2 separate regions of the Homo sapiens genome follow, and region 1 is linked to region 2. Evidence: chromatin loops called from intact Hi-C (ENCODE). Cell type or tissue: transverse colon. All regions are shown on one strand. Links, peaks and the distances in the headings refer to the core of each region. The heading gives the core; the rest is flanking DNA.

What was found. A loop is a pair of places that touch in the nucleus more often than their neighbours do. Peaks named below come from ENCODE experiments on the same cell type or tissue, not always from the same donor. Only the 100,000 strongest peaks of a DNase experiment are listed, where the experiment ranks them.
Region 1: a loop joins it to region 2, with 4 times the contacts of the local background. A loop is called at or near these places in 39 of 110 quality-filtered maps.

Annotation. Positions count from the first base shown.
Region 1 is chr12:50,178,144-50,194,010 of GRCh38, reverse strand. It overlaps LIMA1 (LIM domain and actin binding 1), which reads left to right. Exons shown (of 11, transcript NM_016357.5): 9 at 1,450-1,559; 10 at 11,974-12,107. Among named protein-coding and RNA genes, the nearest start is that of CERS5, 19 kb to the right of the region's middle. In transverse colon, for the core only: no CTCF peak of the experiment used is centred there; a DNase peak (open chromatin) is centred at 9,529; H3K27ac peaks cover 349 bases.
Region 2 is chr12:49,958,282-49,968,849 of GRCh38, reverse strand. LOC105369764 (a long non-coding RNA gene) reads left to right here. Exons shown (of 3, transcript XR_001749143.2): 2 at 3,045-3,167; 3 at 3,931-4,348. It overlaps AQP2 (aquaporin 2), which reads right to left. Exons shown (of 4, transcript NM_000486.6): 4 at 9,972-10,568. AQP5 (aquaporin 5) reads right to left here and starts at 6,978. Exons shown (of 4, transcript NM_001651.4): 1 at 6,470-6,978; 2 at 5,194-5,358; 3 at 4,675-4,758; 4 at 3,168-3,858. The coding sequence starts at 6,832. The coding sequence ends at 3,673. AQP5-AS1 (AQP5 and AQP2 antisense RNA 2) reads left to right here and starts at 6,067. Exons shown (of 3, transcript NR_110591.1): 1 at 6,067-6,183. RefSeq lists enhancers at 1,530-1,824, 1,597-2,220. In transverse colon, for the core only: CTCF peaks have their summits at 1,259 (motif pointing left), 1,473 and 1,672 (motif pointing left); DNase peaks (open chromatin) are centred at 1,249 and 1,629; H3K4me3 peaks cover 982 bases; H3K27me3 peaks cover 927 bases.

The DNA of each region.
Region 1 (15,867 bases), core at 8,471-10,970, 220 kb before region 2:
ATCTCAAAAAAAATATATATATATATATATATGTATATATATGTTTGCTGGGCGCTATGGCTCATGCCTGTAATCCCAGCACTTCGTGAGGTTGAGGCAGGCAGTTTGCTTGAGCTCAGGAGTTGGAGACCAGCCTGGGCAACATGGTGAAACCCTGTCTCTACCAAAAGTACCAAAACTTAGCTGGGCATGGTGGCATGCATCTGTGGTCCCAGCTACTTGGGAGGCTGAGGCAGGAGGATCACTTGAGCCCAGGAGGCAGAGGTTGCAGTGAGCCGAGATCATGCCACTGCACTCCAGCCTGGGTGACAGAGTGAGACTCTGAAAAAAAAAAAAAAAAAAAATATATATATATATATACACACACACACACACACACGTATATATATGTATATATATATACATGTATATATATATCATATATACATGTATATATATATCATATATACATATATGATATATATGTATATATATATCATATATGTGTATATATATCATATATACACATATATGATATATATATACTATATATATATAAATTTCTTGTAGGTCACAAGACAAAAAAGAAAAACATATATATGTGGATTTCTAGCATCTCCCCAGGCTAGTTTACTGGACACTGAAAACCCTACAACTGAAATAGAATGATGAATTAAACAGATCTCTAGTTAATCCTACCTTAAAATTTCGGAGAAAAACTCCTTCTGCTTGAATCCAGAAACATTCTTTTTTTGCAATCATTTTTCTGGGACTAGAAATGTTTCTGAGAAATGTTTTTGACTAGGTTTATGAAACATTTTTTTGAAAAATAAGCCTTAATATTTTAGTACTTTGTTGACTCACCTCTTCATTTTGGCAGGAAAGTAACTCATGTAGTTGGAATTTCAATGATTATGAAAAAAACTTCATGGAGCCCTTTTCCATAATCTTCATCCATTGGTATCTGCTATAGAACTGACCAAAAACAGTGTCAGGTTACATGTATACACAAATGCGCGCACGCGCGCACACACACACACACACACACACACAGAGTACAAAATTTCTGCCCTCACATCTCCCCCTTTTTCCAACTTCAGTTGAAACACTTCAGAAAAAGTTATTAGGAATGTTAATGACCAAAAAGACATCTAAGTCTATAAACGGCCTTTAAAAATGACAAATGGCACAAGGAAGAAAGTTCTTTATACAGAGTGGTTTGGATTTCTGCTACGTGTGGCAGAGGGTAAGAAAGCCTCCTCACTGAGAACCTGATTTCTGACAGGACCAGAGAATACCTGAGCCATAGTTGTTAGTGTTCGAATATTCTTCAACAGAAAAGCAGTGTTTTTCCTGGTGTTGGAAGGATCTGTCATTAATGAAAGTGCCCAAACTTTGCTTTTCGGAAGAACACTTTCCAAGACATTCCATGAGATACTGTAAAATGTCTTCCTTTTGTAACTCAAGCAGGTGACTCCCAGGTTAAGAGTGAGGTTCAACAGCCTGTCCATCCCAAGCCACTAAGTCCAGATTCCAGAGCCTCCAGTCTTTCTGAAAGTTCTCCTCCCAAAGCAATGAAGGTATGATGGCAATTTCTCTCTGAGCCTTTGGACATTGGTCTACTGGTAGAGCTAATTGTACCTTTTATGATGATGATGTTGATTATAACCTGGTTTTGCTTTCCTGTGGATGATAATGCCACAGAAGAGCACACTGAAGCCAGTCGCTTTCCCTGGAAATCTTGCTGCCTCTGCTCAGGTCTTTGGCCCGGGAGCGAGAAGGCTCACTAATGACTCTCAGTTTGAACTCTGGAAAACTCATGAAAGTTTTAAAATAATGTCGGTTTTTTTATTTTTGTTTTTGTTTATTTATTATTATTATCTTTTTTTTTTTTTTGAGACAGAATCTCGCTCTGTCACCCAGGCTGGAGTGCAGTGGCATGATCTCGGCTTACTGTAACCTCCGCCCCCCCATGTTCAAGCAATTCTCCTGTCTCAGCCTCCTGAGTGGCTGGGATTACAGGCATGCGCCACCATGCCTGGCTAATTTTTTTGTATTTTTTGGTAGAGACAGGGTTTCACCATGTTGGCCAGGCTGGTCTCAAACTCCTGACCTTGTGATCTGCCTGCCTTGGCCTCCCAAAGTGCTGGGTAAGCCACCACACCTGGCCTTGTTTTTGTTTGTTTGTTTGTTTGTTTTTGTTTTGTTTTGAGACAGAGTCTCGCTCTGTCGCCCAGGCTGGAGTGCAGTGGCGCTATCTTGGCTCACTGCAAGCTCCGCCTCCCGGGTTCACGCCATTCTCCTACCTCGGCCTCCCGAGTAGCTGGGACTACAGGTGTCCTGCCACTACGCCCGGCTAACTTTTTGTAGTTTTAGTAGAGACGGGGTTTCACCGTGTTAGCCGGGATGGTCTCAATCTCCTGACCTCGTGATCCGCCTGCCTTGGCCTCCCAAAGTGCTGGGATTACAGGCGTGAACCACTGCGCCTGGCCTGTTTTGTTTTTTTGAGACAGGGTCTTGCTCTGTTGCTCAGGCTGGAGTATGGTGGTGTGATCACGGCTCACTGCAGCCTTGACCTCCCAGGCTAATGCAATCCTCCTGTCTCAGCCTCCTGAGTAGCTAGAACTATACGCACATGCCACCATGCCTGGCTTTTTTTTTTTTTTTTTTAAGAGATGTGATTTTGCCATGTTTCCCAGGCTGGCCTCAATCTCCAGGCCTTGGGTGATCTGCCTGCCTCGGCCTCCCAAAGTGCTGGGATGGGATTATAGGCATGAGCCACTGTGCCCAGCCAGGAAAAATCTGTTCAACTAAAATCAGCACATTGGACGAGATGTGCAATTTCACCTTAAAGATAATGGCTTCCTAATCTGCAGAGCTTGATCTTAACCTGTGGTTAGCTTTTTTTTTTTTTTTTTTTTTTGAGACAGGTTCTCACTTTGTCACCCAGGCTGGAGTGCAGTGGTGTGGTCACAGCTCCCTGCAGCCTCTATCTCCTGAGCTCAAACCATCCTCCCAAGTAGCTGGGACTATAAGCACATGCCACCACACCCAGCTAATATATTTTTTACATTTTTATAGGGATGGGGTCTCACTATGTTGCCCAAGCTGGTTTTGAACTTTTGGCTTCAAGTAATCCCCCCACCTTGGCCTCCCAAAATGCTGGGATTACAGGTATGAGCCACCAAACACACCTGGCCCTGTTGTTCCCACTTTTTTTTTTTTTTAGGACCTGTTGTTTACAACAATGTCATTAACATTTTTAACGAAAGAATGTGTCCACTGGAATGGGGGCTGGCCAGCCCATTTTCTGAAAAAAAAAAAAAAAAAAAAAAAAAAAAAAAAAAAATGAGGCCGGGTGTGGTGGCTCACGCCTGTAATCCCAGCACTTTGGGAGGCTGAGACGGGCGGATCACCTGAGGTCGGGAGTTCAAGACCAGCCTGAACAACATGGAGAAACCCCATCTCTACTAAAAGTACAAAAAAAAAAAAAAAAATTAGCCGGGCATGGTGGCACATGCCTGTAATCCCAGCTACTTGGGAAGCCGAGGCAGGAGAATTGCTTGAACCTGGGAGGCAGAGGTTGTGGTGAACCGAGATTATGCCATTGCACTCCAGCCTGGGCAACAAGCATGAAACTCTTGTCTCAAAAAAAAAAAAAAAAATGACATTCAAGCAACACTTATACTAAGGGTATAACATTAGATATTAAGAATTGAGGCCAGGCACGGTGACTCACAGCTATAATCCCAGCACTTTGGGGGGCCGAGGCAGGCGGATCACGAGGTCAGGAGTTCGAGACCAGCCTGGCCAACATGGTGAAACCCTGTCTCTAAAAATACAAAAATTAGCTGGGCGCAGTAGTGCGTGCCTGTAGTCCCAGCTACTTGGGAGGCTGAGGCAGGAGAATCACTTGAACCCGGGAAGCAGAGGTTGCAGTGAGCCAAGATCACACCACTGCTCTCCAGCCTGTGTGACAGAGTGAGATTCCATCTCAAAAAAAAAAAAAAAAAAAAAAAATTGGCCAGGCATGGTGGCTCACACCTATAATCCCAGCACTTTGGGAGGCCAAGGCGGGCAGATCACGAGGTCAAGAGTTTGAGACCAGCCTGGCCAACATGGTGAAAGCCTGTCTCTACTAAGAATACAAAAATTAGCTGAGCATGATGGCAGGCACCTGTAATCCCAGCTACTTGGGAGGCTGAGGCAGGAGAATTGCTTGAACCCGGGAGGTGGAGGTTGCAGTGAGCCAAGATCGCGCCACTGTACTCCAGCCTGGGCAACAGAGCTAGGCTCCTCAATCTATAATCTGCTTTTATTACCCAAGTTTTAAAAGTCGTCTTTTCCTCTTCTATGGGCAAATATATATTCCCATAAAAATAAGCCAAAAAATGTTTATTAAAAATGCAAAACTTATTTTAGGTTTGTTAGCTGACTTGTTTTAATTGACTAGCTTGCTAATGAGGGGCTACTTCACTCGTTTGGATTACCCACACTTCTTTAGTGTCTTTCTCCTCTAGTGCTCTTTTAAGTAGCAGGGTTGTGTTTCAAAAGTTTTAGCATTTGAGAGAAACTCAATAAATAGAATGAGTTTTAAGGTGGTTTGTGCTGCTCCCAACTCATGCTCATATCTGCCGTGCTTATACCTCTGACTGTGAGCATGATTGGTCCACAGATAAAAGTTTTACTGCACACAAAGTATGAAGAGGAGGGGACATCAGGGAGGGTTTGGAACAAAAGGAGGAAAGGGGAGAATCCAGGATTTAAAGAGTGGATTTAAAAGGTGAGCAAGGTGAAAAAGATAAAACATGAAAATTTTAAAGGAGGCAGAGATTTATGAGAAGAGTAAGGTTTATTGAAAAGGAACAAAAGGTAAAGAAAGCAGAAAGAGAAAGCAAGTCCAGGAAGAATGGGCGGGGTCATGGTGATTGAATCTGTACATGTGCTCCGCATGGCTGTGTTCTGGCCTTGAAGGTTGGCTGATGCTGCCATCAGCACTTTCTTTGTCAGTATCTGGAGTCTCACAAAGTAGCAAACCCCACAGGGTTACTTTCCTCTCTGACAGCAATGCTGCCTAGATGTGAGTGCTCAGGTTGTGGTTGGGGATCAAGAACGGCTAGCAAATCTAACTTGGTGATGGATTCTGTGTAACCCAGGACCTGGGGAAATACAGGAACTAAAATCTGTTCTTGTGACTATTTGAATTCTCAATGCAGTCTTGCATCCCTCGTTCAACTGCTTGGCCAGACTTCCTTGTACTGGGTGGGGATCCCTCCCCACTCAAGTTCCACGGGGTGAGCGGATGAGTGGTGTGTGAAAGGGCACACCTCACTTAGGTCTCCTTTGGCACCAGGGAGAGGAAACAGAGGTAAAGCTGTCTCTGTCTCTGCCTCAGACCCATGCCTACTCCTTTGGCACTGGTCACTCAGCAGTAGAATAGTAGTATAGTAGTAGACGGCCCTATCTGCATAGTCACACACCTCGGGTTTTGAGCATTGTGTAATGACCAGAGTAAACTGGCCTGGCTGTTTGCCTCTGGTCCACAGCTCAGATGATCATGGTGTACAGAGCCTGGTGGAACCCAGTTACATCTCCACTGTTATTTAAGGGCAATTTATTTGCTCTTCCTCAGAGTTCCCCTTTACAGTCTGCAGGCAAATATACAGATACTTTAGTAAATGTTTATAGGAAGACCTGCTGGCAGAACTGGTCTCATGGCTGCAGACTATGAACAGAAGTTGTTTCTCCACTTTGGGAAATTACATACAGCTAAGAATAAACTTGTTCACTCAGAATAGATTTTTGGATCCCACACATCCTGGAAAAAACTGTTTCTTAGTGCCTGTCTGTTATTGAAAAGAGGACATCTAAGGTAGAGATTCAATTCATTTCAAATTTTAGCTTAATAAAGTAAAAAGAAATGATAGAGGTCTTTAAGGATTCTGTACACTTTGAACACTGGCCACAGAGCTTACTTGGTAAGACTTGGTACCAATGAAGTTACAGGTTCATTCTCAAAAAGGGTGTCGTTCTGAGAGCAGAGCTTAGTGGACCCTGTGAGAAGTATCAGGCCTTTCTACTTCAAGAGACTCAGAGATCTCTTAGGCTTTATGTCCTCCCATTTGAAAGAAATCATCCCCTAAACGTTCCCAGAGGAGAGGATAGGGAAGGAAGAGGCAAGGAGATGTGACTGGCCCTAGGGAACAACTGTCTGCCCTCACTGTGTACGGGACAACCAAGTCCCAGGCCTCCTCACAGCGTTTTGCTGATGAATGTTGAGAGAGAACATGGCACTCTACGTGAGAGGGCAGCACACACTGCACTGCCCCTCTCGGTACCCTGCCAGCTGTTCCTCCCCCTGAAGACACAGTGGGAGGTTTTATGCTGGCTTGCAAAGCTGTCAAAATTATGCTAGAAGAGTGTCTAGAATCTTTTCTCACTCACTCACTATTACTGCCTTTTCAGAGGACTGTCCTTTCTTCTCTGTGTAGAGCACTCTATTTAAGATATGAATATTCCCCAAAATGCTTTCATAGAGTTTCACAGAAAATTAGAGGAAGGGTTAAGGCTGCACAGGGCTGGCCCAACCATTTGCTGTGTGGTGAAGAATTTCAGTTTCATTACCTAGATATTTTACACAAATTGGAAGGAATGAAAGGCATTTTGTGGTATTCTGAGGAATAGAGGCTTGACGTCAATACAGAATTTTCATCTTCTTTCACTATGTCTAAAGGCTAGTTAACATCAATGTCTGTTGTCAGCTGCTCCCCCCTACCTCCCACACACACCACAACTGGGGCCTTTATTAGAGTAAAAAATATATGAGACAAGAGGGTAAAAGAATGTAAATGAAGCCATGCAAATTTGTTAGAAAAACAGCTTTAAGTAGATGGTAATCAACAGAGGGTCTGTAATATCCCTCAAACGGGAAAGACAGTATTTATGAACATCAATTATTTATAGATTACCTCATTCACTCTAGAATATCCTGAAGATATTATCTACACATTTTTATTTGAAACAAAGGGAAGACCATAGTTTGTTCAAATTGCTGTCGTGGGATTAATTTCATTTGGGTTAGCATCTGCTCTCCTCCCCAAAGAGTTTCCCTTGGCTGTGGAAATTTAACATTCCAGGACAATTTAGAAAATGCTCTCTTGGTTTGTGAGTCAGGAGTTCTGAGTTTGTGCAGTGAGCAGGTCTATGCAGACCTACCCACAAAGGCTGAGGGAGCTGAAAAGCCAAAGAAAGAGGCTGACAAATCCAGTTTCTCAGAAAGAAACATTTAATAAGAGCTTATGAACAGAAGTGATGTCTAGGAGGCCATGAGACAGTGGATCCCTGCACCAGCCCTCCAGAAAATATCCTTTATATAGCAAGGTTTTAGGATAAAACATGTGCAGCTAGTCACGCTTGACTTTCTTGCAAAACTTATCACTGGAGCGATTGGATAAGCATCTTTATGAGGGGTTGTCTATGCTCTGGGCACTACCCCTTTATGAGGGATAATCTATGCTACAGGCATTGTTTAAAGACTTTGCTGCAGAACAAACCACCTTGGTATGCAGGAGTCAAACCACCAGTTAGCATGGTGGTTTCACTCCAAGATGGCATCACTCCTGCCATGCAACAGGCTGTTTTCCTACAGTTTTAATTCTATTTCTGTTATTGACTATGTGAACTTTGATAAGACCTGGTGTTTAACTTTCTACTTGGTAGGGGCAAAATGGTGGGAGAAGGGGAATGAAAAAAAAAATCTCTTACTAACTGAAAAAATATACTGTGAAGATAAAAAATGTCTAACATTGTCGTATTGGCAGTGTTTTAAACATGGCTGTGCCAAGTCTGAGCATGCCATGAAGGCATGGGCAGGATGTATGCCAGGCCTGTGATAATGGTAGAGATTTTTAGGCACTGACTATGCTTCCTGTTGTCTGAATAGACATGGGGGCAATTACAGAAAAGTGGCTGAGAGCCCAGGACATAGAAAATAAAGGGGAGGCACAGCCGCAGCCGCTGTGAGTTGGCATTTTACCATGTCGGGACCCTCTTGTCTTTATGAAACTAGAAGGGGCCCTTAGGCAGCTGCTGCTGCATAAACCTTAAATAATATTGAAAAGGGTTGATGTGAGAAATGAATAGGAATAATGGGACTCTGATAGGTCTGGCTAGTTAGAAGCTCAAGGTTAGTCAATTATGTGAGCTAGCAATCTATTAACTTGATGTTAAGGAGGAAGACAGACTTTTTGCTCCATGTGGGTGAAGGCTCTATTAAAGAGAGAGCCGATGTGGGTCAGGTGTGGGAGGTAGTAAGCCACTAAAGAATTGTTAATGAGACACTCCTTGTGTGGGTGAAGGCTCATAAAAGCTCGCTCTCCTGAGCTGGGATATGTTCCAGCCTCAGGTAGATACGAGTGAGGCTGATTTTGCCATGATTAGCAGAGTTACTTAAAAAGGAAAAAAAGAAAAATGTGGTCTTATTCTTGGATCTGAGTCTCTGAGTTTCAGCTCAGCTGCAGTAAAGCTCTCCAGGGCACGCCAAATGCTGTGTATTCATTGAAGGTTCCTGTTTGTCTCTTCCAGCTTCTGCCTCCTGCTCCTGGTACCTAATTTCTGCTCCTGCCTTCCACTTTCCTCCTAATGTGAGCTCAACTTTCAGCTTTCTCACAGGTTCTCCTTTCCTTCTGTTCCCTGGGCTGCTTCCCCCTCCCACAGTGTGTGCCTCCCCTCCGTGTGTTTGTGATGGAGGAGTGCTCTGCGTCCTTCAGTTCCCCTTTAGCAGAACAGTATCCATCTCCTCTTATCCCATGTGAAGTTTCTGTCTCCTGCTGTGTCTTTACTGACCAGAATGAGCACTTACTCTCCTACATCTATTTCAAGTGTTAAAAAATACAGAATTCCGGGCCAGGCGCAGTGGCTCACACCTGTAATCCCAGCACTTTGGGAGGCCAAGGTGGGCAGATCACAAGGTTAGGAGTTAGAAACCAGCCTGACCAACATGGTGAAACCCCATCTCTACTAAAAATACAAAAATTAGCCGAGTGTGGTGGTGCACGCCTGTAATCCCAGCTACTCAGGAGGCTGAGGCAGGAGAATCGCTTGAACCCGGAAGGTGGAGCTTGCAGTGAGCTGAGATCGCGCCACTGTACTCCAGTCTGGGTGACAGAGTGAGACTCTGTCTCAAAAAACAAAACAAAACAAAAAAAACAAAAAACGCAGAATTCCCTTTCTGCAACTGAAAATGATTTTTAATCTGATAAATACATTTGTCCTACTTTTACATTATGTGAATTGTGATTTGTACAGGCTCTCTCCAGTAGCATCCATTATACTATTACACCAAAAATTTATTCTGCTTTTTAATATCTCTCCTTTTGTTGTTGTTGTTTTGAGACAGAGTCTTGCCCTGTCTCCAAGGCTGGAGGGCAGTGATGAGATCTCAGCTCACAGCAACTTCTGCTTCCTGGGTTCAAGTGATTCTTGTGCCTCAGCCTCTCTGGTAGCTGGAATTACAGGCGCCCGCCACCACGCCCAGCTAATGTTTGCATTTTCTGTAGAGACAGGGTTTCACCATGTTGGCCAGGCTGCTCTGGAACTTCGACCTCAAGTGATCCACCTGCCTTGGCCTCCCAAAGTGCTGGGATTACAGGCCTGGGCCATCGCACCTGGCCAGTGTATCTCCTACCTAGACAAAGACCTAGTCCTTTTAGAGAAAACTTAATTAAAACTCTGCAAAGATATCTCCATTTAGCAGTGTCCATATAAGAAAAAAAGAATTCTGAACTCCAAATACGATAATGTGTTAATTACTTGCAACAACATTCATTACAATAACATTTGGTTATATTTAAATACCTCCCTTATGCTAAACTAGGTTGTAACCTGTGGTCTTTTGATTCTTTAGATGTTTCTTTTTAGGACATTGCCCCTAGAATAAAGCAGAGTCCTGGTAACTAGCCATTTCCACTCAGCTTTGTTCCTTCCTTCTTAAATCCCTTGGGCACTACTTGGGAGTTTACCACTAATTTTATTAAACTTCCTTTTATAGATTTCTTTATTTTCATTTTATGCACATTTTCTGCTCTCACTTCCTGCCCAAATCTACTTGGAAAACCATTTTTATTTTTTGCTTTACCTCCTAGTGAATCATGTGGCAAGTGAACCAACAGTCTGAATTTTTTATGGGCCTGTTTTGGGTTTTTTTTTTTTTTTTTTTTTTTTGAGACCAAGTCTCACTCTGTTGCCCAAGCTGGAGTGCAGTGGCTCAATCTCGGCTCACTGCAACCTCTGCCTCCCAGGTTCAAGCGATTCTCCTGCCTCAGCCTCCCGAGTAGCTGGGACTATAGGCACACGCCACCATGCCCGGCTAATTTTTGTATTTTTAGTAGAGATGGGGTTTCACTATGTTGGCCAGGCTGGTCTTGAACTCCTGACCTCGTGATCTGCCTACCTCAACCTCCCAAAGTGTGGGATTATGGGCGTGAGACACTACACCCAGCCTATTTTGGATTTTTTTTACTCAAAATTCTATCTTGCCCATAACCTGGTTCATTTCAGGCTTAACTATCCAGGTCCTGGGCCTTGGGATTAATTTGCATTACTTACCATCATGTGTTTTCTGGTGAGAGCCCAGGCTGATCATGGCAGCAAAAGCACCTCCTAATTGCTGATGAGAGCTTCCTGGCCACCTAAGCTGTCTCCCGCATCTACTGGTTGAGGTGTTTGTGTTGGGCAAGTCAAGGGTTAACTCCCATACACCTAGGGACTTTGCATTCCCATCTACTCCCCACCCCTTAGTAGCCATGTAACTATTTCTTTTCTTTATTTTTTGAGATGGAGTCTCACTCTGTCGCCCAGGCTGGAGTGCAGTGGCGCCATCTCGGCTCACTACAAGCTCTGCCTCCCGGGTTCACGCCATTCTCCTGCCTCAGCCTCCCGAGTAACTGGGATTACACGAGTGTACCACTACGCCTGCCTAATTTTTGTATTTTTACTGGAGACGGGGTTTCACCATGTTGGCCAGGCTGGTCTCGAACTCCTGACCTCATGATCCGCCCACCTCGGCCTCCTAAAGTGCTGGGATTACAAGCATGAGCCACCGCACCTGGCCCATGTAACTATTTCTTATCATGTGAAAGCTTATAATATTTTTGGAGTTCTGGCTTTTATCAGTGCTAGAATACCAACTGTTTTATATTCTTTAGGATTGAGTTTATCAGGTAGAACCACTGTGCCCATGTTTGTTCCAACTTTACAAACAGTTCATGAATTCCCAGTCATTAATACATTAACCAGTGTGTTTCCCATTGCATTAGTTTTTCTCTCCATTGGTTTTTAGAAATATTATAGAACCTATAGCTTTAATGGGCTATGCTTCCCTCTGGTGTCCTAATAAAATACTTTGTGTCTCTTATAAATTGTTCCACTTGTGTGTCAGTTTTGACTTGTTTAAAAATAGTATGTCTAGTTGATTGAACAAATCAAGATTATAAGCAGAGCAGAATAAAAGGGGCTTTACTGAAATGTCTTTCCTAATTCCCAAAGCCAAATGCTCTTCCTCTCCTTGAAATTTATCCCCTTTAGAATCTGTCTTGTGTTTACTTGGCACTTGAATCAAACTTCTTTCTTCTGTGTGTGATAACATTTTCTCCTAATCCCTGCACTCCCCCCCCCGACCCCTTCCCCCATCCCCTGCTCCTAACATTTTTTATGTGGGTCGTGACTTGTCTAAGCCATTCTTTGTAATCCAGACGTAGCTCCACCTATCCTTGGTGGCTGCTACATTTAGAGCAGCCACACAGTTTGGGAAGGGAATATCAAGAGAGCCTCTTGGCTTTAAAGAGTCAGCTGATAGAATTGTAGCAGGTTTAGTGCTCCATGAGAATTGACTGACCAGCTAAGGGAGCCCTTAGACAAAGTAAATTCTAGGGTCCATCTCAAGACAGTGCTAACTCATCGCTGCCCATGCTAAAGTTGTCTTTTTGTTTTTCCTAGAAGTTTCAGGCACCTGCAAGAGAGACCTGCGTGGAATGTCAGAAGACAGTCTATCCAATGGAGCGTCTCTTGGCCAACCAGCAGGTGTTTCACATCAGCTGCTTCCGTTGCTCCTATTGCAACAACAAACTCAGGTAAGTCAGCCCAAAACAAGCCATCTGTCTATAACTGGAACTCTAGAGGGAGTCTTTGGCTTTTAGAGCACTGGTGCTAAAAGCTACTGTGCTAATGATATTCTGTTGAAGGCTCTTGAATAAAGTAAAAAGCATCATTTAGTGACAAGTCTTTCATACCAAATAATGATGGTGTTTGGAACTTCTTGGTGTATTGATATGTTAATTTACATGTTAGGACCGAAGCTTAAATAATATGAGTTGCAGGTAAACCCCCCTGTGACCTAATTTAATAGAATGTTTTCCCTTGGTATCACAGAATCACAAAGTTAAGAAATCTCAAGAGGTTACTTGTTTAAGCCCTTACTTGTCTTAACCACTGTATAAATGATAATAATGGCAATAATAATAGCCCCTGGAGAGCATGTCTTTTTCTCTATGTTGCCTCACTTTATTTCTGAGAAAATAGTTGTTACATATCATTTCTTCCAAGTAACTCAAAGTGCAAATATAAATGTGACAAATCGGGGAAACATTCCAAATTAACTCATTTTAATCATAGAGTCTTACAGAAGGAAGTAACCAAGATGTCACTTTCTCCAGCTTTCCTTTCTGAGCAATCCTTCCTAAAATACTCTTGAAAGATGTTTTGGCATCTGTGTGACATTTCTAGCTATTAGATAGCTCTAGCTAGACAGCTTCTCCAAACATGCAGCCAAAGTGTACCTCAGTCACTTCCACTCATTAGTTCTTCTGCTGCCCACTGTGTTAATTTTTTTCTCCAAAGCACCTTTTTTTTTTTTTTTTTTTTTGGATACAGAGTCTCACTCTGTTGCCCAGGGTGGAGTGCAGTGGCGTGATCTCAGCTCACTGCAACCTCTACCTCCTGAGTTCAAGCGATTCTCCTGCCTCAGCCTCCCAAGTAGCTGGGACTACAGGCGCCCGCCACCACACCCAGCTAATTTTTTGTATTTTTAGTAGAGAAGGGGTTTCACCATGTTAGCCAGGATGGTCTTGATCTCCTGACCTCGTGATCCACCCGCCTCGGCCTCCCAAAGTGCTGAGATTATAGGTGTGAGCCACTGTGCCTGGCTTAAAGCACCTTATTTCTTTTGTGGAAGTGCTGCCGTTTTATACCCCCTTTAACATTTGTCACTCTTCAGAATGGTTCGTAACTTAAGGGAAAAAACTTTAAAAAGATAAAACTTATCATCCTGCAAGAGACACCAAATCTCCTAAAGGCTTGTCTAGGACTGACATTAGGGAAAAACTACCTCCTGTCAACTCCTCACCATTCTTCTATTAATCAAGCTTATATCTAGGTGTGGATATAAGGATCACACCTGTAATCCTAGCATTTTGGGAGTGCCCAGGTAGGAGGATCACTTGATGCCAGAAGTTCAAGACTAGCCTGGGTAACATAGAGAGACCCCATCTGGTTTTTCTTTTTGAGATGGAGTCTCACTCTGTTGCCCAGGCTGGAGTGCAGTGGTGTGATCCTGGCTCACTGCAACCTTTGTCTCCCAGGTTCAAGCGATTCTCATGCCTCAGTCTCCTGAGTAGCTGGGATTACAGGCGGGCACCACCACGCCCAGCTAATTTCTTTCTTTTTTTTTTTTTTTCCGGAGATGGAGTCTTGCTCTGTCGCCCAGGCTGGAGTGCAGTGGGATGATGTCAGCTCACTGCAACCTCCACCTCCCAGGTTCAAGCAATTCTCCTGCCTCAGCCTCCCGAGTGGTTGGGACTACAGGCGTGTGCAACATGCCTGGCTAATTTTTGTATTTTTCATAGAGATGAGGTTTCACCATGTTAGCCACGCTGGTCTTGAACTCCTGACCTCAGTCAGTCTGCCCTCCTCGGCCTCCCAAAGTGCTGGGATTACAGGTGTGAGCAACCACGCCTGGCCAATTTTTGTATTTCTTAGTAGAGATGGGGTTTCACCATGTTGGTCAGGCTGGTCTCAAACTTCTGACCTCAAGTGATCTGCCCACCTCGGCCTCCCAAAGTGCTGGGACTGCACCTGGCCGGAGATCCCATCTCTATGAAAAATTTGGGGAGGCTGAGACTGAGGCTGGAGGATCACTTGAGCCCTGGAGGTCAAGGCTGCAGTGAGCTATGATCATACCATTGCACTCCAGCCTGGGTGACAGAGCAAGACCTCCACTCAAAAAAAAAAACAACAAAAAATGGCTGGGTGCAGTTGCTCATGCCTGTAATCCCAGCACTTTGGGAGGCCGAGGTGGGCAGATCACGAGGTCAGGAGATTGAGACCATCCTGGCTAACAAGGTGAAACCCCGTCTCTACTAAAAATACAAAATATTAGTCAGGTGTGGTGGCGAGTGCCTGTAGTCCCAGCTACTCGGGAGGCTGAGGCAGGAGAATGGCGTGAACCTGGGAGGCGGAGCTTGCAGTGAGCTGAGATCGTGTCACTGCACTCCAGCCTGGGTGACAGAGCGAGACTCTGTCTCAAAAAAAAACAAAAATGGCTGGGCGTGGTGGCTCACGCCTGTAATCCCAGCCCTTTGGGAGGCCGAGGCGGGCAGATCACGAGGTCAAGAGATCGAGACTATCCTGGCCAACATGGTGAAACCCCGTCTCTACTAAAAATACAAAAATTTGCCGTGCATGGTGGCACACACCTGTAGTCCCAACTACTCAGGAGGCTGAGGTAGGAGAATCGCTTGAACCCAGGAGGCAGAGGTTGCAGTGAGCTGAGATCATGCCACTGCACTCCAGCCTGGCGACAGAGCGAGACTCTAACAAAACAAAACAATACAAAAATTAGCCAGGCGTGGTGGCGCACTCCTGTAATCCCAGCTACTCAGGAGGCTGAGGCAGGAGAATTGCTTAAACTTGGGAGGCGGAGGTTGCAGTGAGCCAAGATTGTGCAACTGCACTCCAGCCTGGGCGACAGAGCGAGATTCTCTCAAAAAAAGAAAAGAAAAAGAAAAAAAAAATATATATATATATATGTATTTATATACCGTTAAGAATAGAGTTAATTCAAGCACAAAAGCTTGATGATGGCTACCCAGAAACACTGACTCCAAATGAATGGGGTCAGCATTCCAAAGTGGAGAAAGTTAGTTTCACTTACACAGAAATTTTAGCAAAGATTATGACATTTTTCATATAAGACCAGTGCATATACCACAGTGATTTGATTGGGTACAGATTGGTACATTCCAAGGAAGATTATCACTCGCAAAGAAGGGATAGTGATCTGAGGGGGTCTTATCTCTGGTGCCCTTTGGTCTTCATAATTTATAGTGAAAAGAAAGAGTTGCAGCTACATGCTGTGTGACCCAGGTTGCATAGCCACATTCCTCTCAAGGCTCAGAATGATTTAAAGTTTCTATTACTGTTGGTTTTTTTTTCTTTTTTTTTTTTTTTAAGACAGTCTCGCTCTATCACAGTGGCACAATCTCAGCTCACTGCAACCTCTGCCTCCCGGGTTCAAGTGATTCTCCCACTTCAGCTTCCCAAGTAGCTGAGACTACAGGCATGTGCCACCACACCCAGCTAATTTTTAAATTTTTTGTAGAGATGAATTCTCACTATGTTGGCCGGGCTGGTCTCAAACTCCTGGGCTCAAGCGATCCTCTCACCCTGGCCTCCCAAAGCGCTGGGATTACAGGCATGAGCCACTGCACCCAACCCGTGCTTTGTGTTATGATAAGAAAACAAATGTGCTAAAATGGGGGTAAGGAATTCCTGGTCACTGAAGGGCTTTTAAAGATCTTTTTCTTACTTGGCATCTTCTGAAAATACTGGAATTGC
Region 2 (10,568 bases), core at 182-2,681:
AAATGTGCTGATACCTAGGAGAGGGCCTCCAAGTCAGAAAATGTGAATGATTAGGATTGTAACTTCCCTGCCCCCTGCCGTTAGACAGCTGTGGGGACGGGGCTGCATGGCGGCTCCAAGACAGGCACCTCAGCACCTGCCCTGGGCCTTGGAGCCTGAAAGTGCTAAGTGCAGTGGCAGCCCTTGTCCCCAGCTAGCTCGGGGCTGAGTCTCCTGACCTCTGCCCAGCCTGGGACAAGGTCCTTCACCTCCTGAGGCCAGGTAGCCATTGACCAGGGCTTGCTCCAGGCCTGGCTTCCTGTCCTAGCCAGCACGTGCCCGAACCCAGCCAGCACTGGGCTCTAGTGCCAAGCTTTAAGCTCATTCATGCTCAAAAACCTTTTGCCGAGGTTCCTTATCTGGCTGCCTAGGGCTGCCTGTCAATGCAGCTCTGACTGAAGTCCTATTAGAGATTGGGGAAAGTAAGGGGGGCGAAGGGGAGGGGAAGGAGGAAGGTACCGGGAGAGAAAAGGAGGGAGAACACAAACTGATGGGGAGGGAATTCAAGATGGCTTCCCGTGCCTCATCTCAGTGATCCCCACAAAACCTGGAAAGGTAGGGAGGTCTGATGTCCTCATCCACACATGACGGAGACACATGAGGCCAAGAGGAGCGGAGAGACCTGGTCCTCCCAGATGTCCTTCCTCCTGTCCACCCATCTCAACAGCCAGCCCCTCTGTCCGCTCTCCACCTCTCCTCCCGGTCCTCTTCCATCTCTCCCCATATCACCTTGTCCACCTCCCAGCTGGTGAGAACTGGCAGGCCCTGGGGAGAGGAAGAGAGGGAGGAAGGGGAAGGGAGCCTCCCACAGGAGAATCCAGACTCTCCCTGGGTTCCATCTTTAGGTGCAGCAGAGGTGACGGGGACTGTGTGTGCTTGCGTTGGACAGCACACAGGTGTGCCTCTGAGAACCCGTGGAGCCAGGCTCATAGGTCTGGGCCCGCGGTGGGGCCGGCGGTGGCCCTGTGAGCGAATGCTGGAGGAGGGCTGATGTGGCTCTGCACATTCGAATGAACGTGCGGAGGAAAGGAGACGCACACACCCGGAACATGCAGCCCTCGGGCACGACTGAGGTCAGTGTGTGGCCGCGAGCCCCGGACTGTGTGGGGTCAGTGTGTGTGCGCGCGTGTGCACGGGACTTTGTGAGCCCGCAGACCTGCCGCTCCTGCAAGATCCGACACGCAGACACAGCGACCCCTGCTGGCCACACCGCCCCAACCACGGCGCTTGTCAGCCCCAAGCCCTAGCTGGAAGCCTGCCCAAGGGCCAGGCGAGGCAACCTGCAGGAAGCTCAGGGCCGGTAGCCCCCTCTGACTTAGTGCCTTGCCTGCCCCCGCGGGTTTGTCTCCCAAGGGTCCACTGTCCACCCTGCCGTGGCCCCCATTGGGCTGGAGGAAGAGCCCATCCTCCTGGTCATGGCTGTGTCTGTACCTGAGTCTCCTGGAGACTGAGCGGAGAAGGGCTCCCCTCTCTTCTGCGCCCCACCCGGATAGCGGGGCGGGGATGCATTGGGATAGGCTGCCTCAAGGTGGCCCCAGGGGACTCAAGCATGAGGGACTCCCTGTGTCCTCCACTCCACCCCCATCTGGCTAGAGCCCAGACCCAGGACTTGTGGACGACGAGGCGCCACGCTGTGGATTCGGTGGACGACGTCGCCCTCTGCTGGCCAGAGCTGGCACTTGCAGCCCGGCTCCCCCAGCCCGGGGCAGGTTGGAAGAAGTGGGAAGGGACACGGTGGGTGGGGGGCTGCTCCTTCCCTGGGCTCCCGGGGTTCTCACACGCAATGCCACGTGGTGTTTACTGTAAGCCTATGGGGCGGACATGAGTGGCTGACCTCTCACTTGTAGATGCTTAGACTCTAAGTGTGGAGAAGGCTGGGGGGTCTGCCACTCCTCACCCCAGCCCCTGGGACTGCCTCTCGCTGGCCAAGAACTACAGCTTCCCCTACCCCTTCTCAGTCCGTCTCCTGGCCCCGCTGGACAGGCGCTCAGGTCCAGACACCCCCAGGAGGGCAGAAGCATGTGGCTGGGGCCTCAGACTAGGCAGGCACGTGTGGGTTTCTATTAACACGACTATACTGAGCACTCACTCCAAGGCGCCTGACCATTTGTACAAGCGTTTTACCTCCAGGCGTGGTCTCATTTTCTCCTCACGACAGCACATAGCACATGAGGTCGGGAAAAGTACCCCTGTTTTGCAGATAAGGTCCTTAAAGCTCAGAGAGCTTATGTTGCCCCAAGTTTCACGGCCAGATTGGAATGAGGGTAGTTACTGACTCCAGGCTGGGCTCACTGCGAAGCTGGGCTATGCGGAGCTGTTCACTGCATGACCCCCCGCCTTTTCCTCACAGAAAGCTGACTGGTCCCAGGCATCTCATGCCCTCATCTGGTCCCCACAACTATCTTGTGAGGAAAGTGATATTTTATCCCCATTTTACAGATGAAGAGAGGGAGGCTCTGAGAGTTTAAGGAGGTTACCTAAGGAGTGTCAGTGACAGTGGGACAAGAGCAGGCTAGGACAGAGCTCAGGCCCAGAGGAGAGGACGGTGGGGACACTGGTGGGCCAAGGCATGAGAAGCCCTGGAAAAGGGGGCTGGGCCACATGTGGCTTCTGGGGGGGTCGGGGGGCTGCTCCCTCTGGGCACAGGCTCCCAGCAGGACACCTTTTTGAAAGACCAAGGTGCAGAGAAACGAGCCCAGGGCTGTGATGGAACCTGGCTGGTCACCCCCTTGCCATCTCGAGGGGCTGCGGTTGGCTCACTCCTCCGCCCTGCCTGTCACACCCTGGTACTCCCCTCAAGTGCCAGCCAAGCCCTCCTCAAGTGGCAGGGACTTGATTGACATGGCTGAGGGGGAGGGGTGGAGGGTGACTGCAGTGAGGACCCCTCCTTCCTGGCCTCTAGCTCTATTTTGATATTCGGTCTTCTCTCAGTCTCTCCCTGCTCTGTTCCCATCTCTCTGATTCTCTGGGCCTCCCATGGTCACAGTCTCCCTTTCTTCCCACAGAGCACTTGTCCTGGGGTCCCCTGGTACCCTGTGGAGATCGTGGTGGAGGATGTGGGATGACAAAGAGGAGAGGCAATGGGCCAGAGTGTCTCAAGGCACTCTGAGGAGAGACAGAGGTGGAACGTGAGTATCAGTGATTTATTGGGTAGCCCCCACTCTAAACACCAGCAGCCCCACGCATGCATCCTCACCAGAAATAAATAAGGCGGCATTCAATGAACCAGTCTGTCTTCTTCCTAAGGAGCTCTGGGGAGGGTCTGCCTCTGCCCACCTAGGGGCTGGGATCCCTTCAGCTCTTGAGGAAGGGTTGGGGAAGGTGGGGGGTGCAGGCTGCAGGCCCGCCCTTTTCTGGCCTGGCCCTTGCAGCCTGTGAGCTTGGCACTGCATTCACAATCTCTGAGGTCTGTCCCAGAGAGACCTGTCCCCAGCAGACCCCAGCCCCTGGCCCCTACCCCAGGAGTCCCATCATGGGTTCCTTCTCCCCTCTCTAACTGTGCAGCCAGGGTGACCAGCTCCTCCTCCTCAGCCAAGAGGACCGGTTGTGCAAAAAGGAAGCTTGTGTTAGGTACTTTTTCTTCTTTTCCCCCTTGGCTCAGGGGCTGAGGGGCTGGCCCCTGCCTGACACTGGTCAGCGGGTGGTCAGCTCCATGGTCTTCTTCCGCTCTTCCCGCTGCTCCTCCCAGTCCTCGTCAGGCTCATACGTGCCTTTGATGATGGCCACACGCTCACTCAGGCTCAGGGAGTTGGGGAAGAGCAGGTAGAAGTAAAGGATGGCAGCCAGGACCGCCCCCACGATGGGCCCTACCCAGAAAACCTGGTGGAGACAGGGCAGGAGTCAGGGCGCTGAGCCCCAGACCTTGAAGACCACATGCCCCCCACCCCACAGAGGACAGACCCACGGACCCTGAGAGGAGACAGACATGCAGACTTCCAGACCTTCAGGGAGAAAGACTTCCTCCCACCTCGGGGACGAATATACTGACACACCACTCCCAGGGACAGAGACATGGACCACAGACACCTAGACCCTCAAAGAAGGCAAACAGATTCCCAGAGGGACAGGCTCCCTCCAACCACACCGGAAAGAGAAGCAAATAAACCTTCAGAGGGGACACGTGGGTCCTCAGAGAGACGGATGAACAGAGCGCGTGTCCCCTCCACGCAGGGATAGAAGCAGACCCTGGAGAGAGTGACCATGAGCTTCCAAAGGGGGGGCAGACAGACTGTCCACAGGGACAGACCCACAGGAAGACTCTCCCAACCCCCTCAACAGGGACAGATAAATAAAACATCAGAGAGGACCAGCACGCAGACACCGAGGGGGACGGACACCAAATCCTCAAGGGAATTGACACAGAGCCCCTCTGCACCTCCAGGTTCAGTAGAGCCTCTTCCATAAGCGGATAGATACTCAGACTCCCTGTCCCCAGCGGTTCAGGCCATACAAAGCCACCTCTGCCCCTCTAGCTGAATCCCATCCCCTACTGTGTCCCTTTCTCTGTCAGCCACCACTCCGTGGCCCACCCCCAAGCTCTAGACCCACAGAATCCAGGTCTGGTGAGCTCTGAGCTGCCACTGCTGGGTCTCCAGGCCCTCATCTCCAGGGAGCCAGGGGAAGGGACAGACTCACCCAGTGAGCGGGGCTGAACCGATTCATGACCACCGCAGGGCCAAAAGAGCGGGCTGGGTTCATGGAGCAGCCAGTGAAGTAGATCTGGATAGAGACAGGGCGGTGGAGAGAAAGGCAACATCCTGGTCCACTCCCACAGAATCTGGACTCTCTCAAGGTTACACTGCAGTCCAGGGGCTCAGCCAGGTCTCAAACTCAGGCTGGCAACCTCTCCCTCCAAGGATCCCAGCTGCTTGGTTAACCATGGACCCTTAACTACGCCCTCCTCTCTTCTCTGCTCTGAGGTTGGGTTTGATTCCTGTCCCATCCCACCTCCTACTTACTCCCATCTTTCCTCAGCCCAGAGGTTTTGGGGGGATCAATTCTGGGGCCCAGTAGGGCCAGAGTCCAGGAGCCCTAAATCCAGGCCTTAAACTCTGCTGGACTCATCCATCTGAAGTGGGCTCCGCTCCAGGGCTCCATTATTTGCCTTGAGTGCCTGCCCCACCCTCACCCCAGCCCAATGTCGGTACTGCTCACTCCGACAAGGTGGCCCAGGGTGACAGACAGGCCAATGGACAGGGCTGGGGAGCCCACAGGGCTGGTGCGGCGGGAGTCAGTGGAGGCGAAGATGCAGAGTGCCAGCTGGAAGGTCAGAATCAGCTCCACCACCATGGCCTGGCCCTGCGTTGTGTTGTTGTTGAGCTGCAAGGGGATAGCGGGTTAGGACCCCGGCCACCTTCTGGCTGTATAGCCAGGGGCTCGGGGAGTAGGGCTTTTGGCCTCCAGGGACACTTAGAGCACCTTGGCACCTGGAAGCCAAGTCCTGTGGACATCGCCCCAGCGAAGCCATTTGTTAAAGACACTGTACATTTCATAGTTTGCACAGGCTTGAAGCTCAGGCCTGTGGCCAAAGGGCAGAGCGTCAGGGTAGCTTTTCCTGGACACGGGCCTATCAATGGCTCTGCCCAACCCCCAGCCCCCATAAGCTGGCATTTACCCTCCATCCTGTGGGCAGCTGCCCGGTTTGCCTGCCTCACACCCCATCCCGGCCTCCTGCCCGTGCCTGGCCCCATGCCAGTGCCAGCCTTAAACCCGTCTCTCCAGTGCGGCTGACTCACAGCTTGACAATGGCCAAGCAAATCCTCCTCTGTGTTTGATTAATGAACCCAGTTTGCATGGGGTTGGGGGCTGACTCTGGGGCTGCAGGAGGTGGGAGGGAGGCAGGGGTGCGGGGTTGAGGGGAGGAGCACAGGTTGGGGAAAGAGGGAACCAATACTCAACAGAAACTGCTCTGCACTGGCCCCACATTAGGGGGTTCCTATCTACGGTTTCTAAATGTGAGCCCCTTGACACCTGCTGTGGCAGACACAACCATCCCCATGGAGGCGCTGAGAACAATGAAGCACAGACAGGCCAGGGTCACCCAAAGCCGTGATGACAGCCCGCTTTTCTCTGGTGGTTCTACTCAACCGCTCCACTGAGGTGATGGGAGAGGTGAGGGGCCCAGGAGGAAGGTGGAGCTCAAAGGTGAGACAGGAGGAGGCAGAAGTTTCTGGCAGGAGAGGAGGGGTAGCAGGCATTGGAGAGAGACCAGGGTGGGCCAGCATGAGGGGAGGGGGAGAGGAGGTGGGCAGGAAGGGAGCACATATCAGCCTGGAGAGTTGCCTTCCTGGCCTTGGGAGGCTCTTGCCTTCCTGGTGAAGGGTGTGGGCTGGCCCACTCTGCGGCACCCCTTTTTTCCAGGTGGGGTAAGAGGCCTGGTCCTGAGCCCACCCCAGGGTCGAGGCTCCCACCCCCCCCCCAGGGCACTCACCGCGTTGACGGCCAGATTGCCCCGGGCATTGAGCGGTGCCACACCGTAGAGGATGCCAGCCCCGGCAATGGCGCCCACCAGCTGGGCCGCCACGTAGAAGAAAGCCCGGAGCAGCGAGATCTGGTTGCCCACCAAGAGGGCCAGGGTGATGGCGGGGTTGATGTGGCCGCCGCTCACGGGTCCCAGGGCCTGGGCCAGCGTGCCTATGGCCAGGCCAAACGCCAGCGCGATCTGCAGGATGGTAGGCAGCGCCGACGGCCACTTGAGGGCCGAGCCCAGGCCAAAGAAGACGAAGATGAGGGTGGCCAAGAACTCTGCGAACACGGCCTTGAGGAAGGCCACGGAGCACACCTCCTTCTTCATGGTGGCCGCGGGGGCCCGGCGGCAGCTGCCGCGGCGGGGGGCGCCCGTTGGGTCGCAGGCGGCGGAGGAGGTGGATGCGGCGGGGGCGGGGGCCTGGCTGCGGGGCGCCGCGCACTGTCCCGCGCCCACTCCGAGGCTGGCGGCCTGGCGCGGGCCCTGCTGGGGCGCGCTATATAGGGGGCGGGCGGCCGGGCGCGGGGCCGGCGCGGGGGGGCAGGGGGCGGCTCCTACGCTCGGGGGCCAGCGCGGCGCGCGGGTTGGGAGGCTCCAGGCCGCTGCGGGCCCGCCGCTCTCCGTCGTCCAGCGCAACCCCGGCGCGACCCCCGCCCCCCGGCCGGGGCAGCCGCCGGCCCGTCCGGGCCACGTGACCCAGGCGGCGGTGTAGACCGGCCCAGCGTCCCGGGCCCTGCGCATGATGCGCCCAGGTTGGCTCCCGCGCTCTCCTCGGTGCCGTGCGCCCCGGACTCCCTGGGAGACGGGGCTCGGTCCCGGCGCTTCACTCCGACCTCGGGGCGTCTAGCTCCGCCGGCCTTTACCGCGCTCCGTGCGCGGCCTTCCCCTTTTCTTCTCTTCGGGCTTTTGGTCCAGCTCCTCCTTTTCCTCCTGCGACCGGAGCATCCTGACCCGCCTCACCCCCGGCTGGGTCGGAGTGATGCTCGTCCCGCAGGTCGGCGCCGCTCACCTCCCTCACCGCCGGCGGCGGGGGCGGGCGGCCGGGCTGGGTCCTGCAGGGCGGTCCGGCCGTCCGACGTGGGCCGCTCCCGGCCTGGGCCGGGCGAGCTTCTGGGCTTGGAAGGCTGGCGTTTTGGGAAAAGTGGGCACCGTGCCAGCCTGCCCCGACGCTTCGCAATCCTCGACGCCCGGTAGCTGGGCAGTACCTGGACTAGGCAACGGATCCCCGGAGGCGCCCTCTCCCAGGCCGGGGTTCCCCTTGTCGACGGGACGGGACGGGGGTGTGACGTGAGGCCTTGAGACTCTGGGAGTTGGAGTGGGGGAGCAGGGGGGGTAGAGACGCACCACTGACCTCCCAAGCGCGGTCTTGGCGTCTTCCCTCTTCCTGCTAGAAGCCCCTCACCCTGGATCTAAGACTCTCCTTCTCTTCCTCCACCTCCCCTAAGTCTCCTTCAAACCCTCACTTGGTCTTGATCTCTCTCCCCTCGAAATCTGTTTCTGTCAGTCAGTCTTTGCAAAACCCTATTTCTCTTTTTGTCTCTGTCTTTGGTCTCTGACCCTCTCCCTCTGCCAGCCTCTTCCTCTCGGTCTCTCTCCGAGAGGTCTCTTTCTCATTTCAGTCTCTCTGTTCTCCACCTCTCCATCTCTCTCTCTCTCACACCTTCTCATTTTCTGTTTTTCCTTCCTGCCTTTTGCTGTCTTAGTCTCTCTGTCTCTCTCTATTCATTTCTCTCATCCTGCAGTTTCTGTCTCCTGGCTATTTTCACCTTTCCTCTGCCTCTTAATTTTTGTGCCTTTCTTTGTTTCTGTCTGTTTCTACCTCATTTTCCATGTCTCTCTCTCTTACATGTGGTCTTTCTCAGTCTCCCCAAAGTCAAGTTCTTCTACCCCTGGTCTGGGTGACACTTTCTTCCAGTTCCCATCCCCCTTCCCTCTGAGCTTGTAACCCCTTTGTGACCTGCTGCCTCCTCGCACACCACCCTCTCCCTCTTCCCACCCACTCCAGGTCGGGCATGTGGAGAACGAGGCTGGAGGGCTCTCTAGGGCTTAGAGGGGGAGGACCCACCCCCAGGATCCCGGGAGAGGAGCTGCATTAAAGACTCCCATCCCCATGTGTGTTAGAGAAGCCCTTAGCACAGTGCCTGGCACAGAGTAAGGCTCAGTAAAGTCTCCTTACGTTGTGACTGTTAATTTTAAAAGCCCCTTGAGGGTTTAGTGTGGTGCTAAGCTAGGGGGAAGAGTCCAGCGGGAGGGTGCAGAGGAAGTAGAGAACAGGTGCCTCCTCTGTCAGTTTGTCAGGCAGGGCTGAGGGGAGGAGCCTGCAGGAATGCTAAGGACTTGGAGGAGCGGGCTCTGGGCTCTGTGGCAGCTAAGATGCCAAAGAAAACAAGGGCTAAAGAAACCCCGCTATTGTTCCTGCCCAGCTCTGGCATTTCCTGCTGGAGCAGCTCCTCCCCCAGGTCTCTCCTCTTAAGGCCGGAGGTCAGTCTGTCCTTTCTTCCATGGGTCCCAGCGCTTTGTCCCCAGCCAATCATGCCAGCTGTACATGCCAGTTGTACGCAGGATTTTCTTCTGGGCCTGGGACTTGGGCTGGACAATGACCCTGATGACCCCAGAGGCCATTGGGGGCCAGGCTCCTTTGCTGCTGAACTTGCCTCCAGTTCGCACCCTTTCACTTGCTTTCTCATCCTCTCTCCCCAGGCACTGTCTTCATAGTCCACAGGTCTCAAACTCCAGCATCTCAGAATGAAAGGATTCACAAGTGCTCACAAGAGGCTTGGCTGCCAGGGGAAGCTCCGACCTGAAGATTTGAACTAATGAGGGACTATAAAGGCCAAGACCTTGTTCTTGCCATTTTAGAGATTCAGAATATAATCTACAAAGTTAGAGATTATAATTGGCCTCCACTGTGTGATTTGATTCCAAGCTACCCATGAAGAAACCCAGACTCAGAGGTCACTTGCCTAGGGTCACACAGTGACCTGAGATGGGAACCACAGGTCGCCACATAGACTTGGTCATCAGGAGTGGGCCTGGTGAGGCCAAAGAAGGAGATTTCATCTGTCAAGGTTACTCACACAGGGCAGCTGATTCTGTTTCCTAGGGCCTGTGTCTTAGGCTCTTCCATCTCTCTAACCACTAGAGTCCCTCTGTCCTCAAGTCATCACAGTAAACTCCCATTATGTCTCGGAATTCTCTTTGCCCAAGCACTCAGGCCCTGCCCTGGCAGCTCCAGAGGAATGCCCGGGACCTTTGTGAGCTGAGTGATGGGTCTCCCCATTTGTGGCAGGGGGAATTTGAATGTCTTAGGGAGAGCCCTTCCCCTCCTCTCCTGATATGGGGACTTCTGAGTTCCCTGGGAGAAGTTGAGGGCTGGGGTAGAAGTGGTAGGGAGCTCCGCCTGTCTTCTGGTACCTTGGGCTGTATTTCTATTACCACTGCCAAGTTGTGGAAGAAACAGTACTTATTGGCAAATGAGCATTTATTGAGTGCTTATTATATGCAGAGCAGTTGAAGGAAGGTAGATAGGAGAACGCCATCCAAGAACTGGAAGCAGCCCTTGTCCCCAAAGGGCTTACAGTCTAGCTGGGAGGCATTGTATATATACAACATCACAGCTTAAAGATACAAAACGACATTGAAGCACCATTTGCAGGTGCAAAGTCATTTGGCACAAAGTGGGAGTATGGGACAGCTCAGAACCTTCTCTGTCCCCAGCTTAGGGACCTGGAGGTCTGTCTACCTGTCTCCATGCTGCCCTGCCTCTGTCTGGTTTGGTGTGTGTGATCTCTGTTCTCTGACTGACCGGGTGCTCTTAAAGGGCAGAAACCAGCCCCACATTCTTTGTCCTCTCTACCCTGCTGCCCTCGCCAAGGCTCTCCGTCCACTGCAAGACAGTGGGTTGGGCTGGAAAGGCCCAGCCATGTGTTCTGGCTTCTGCCAGGGCCTCCCAGGAGCCTAGGATTTGTCTCAGTGGAAAAATCATGGGATTTTGTGTAAAAAGGTCTGAGTTCAAGTGTTGGCTCCACCATATACTACCTGTGAGACTTTAGACCAGTCCCTT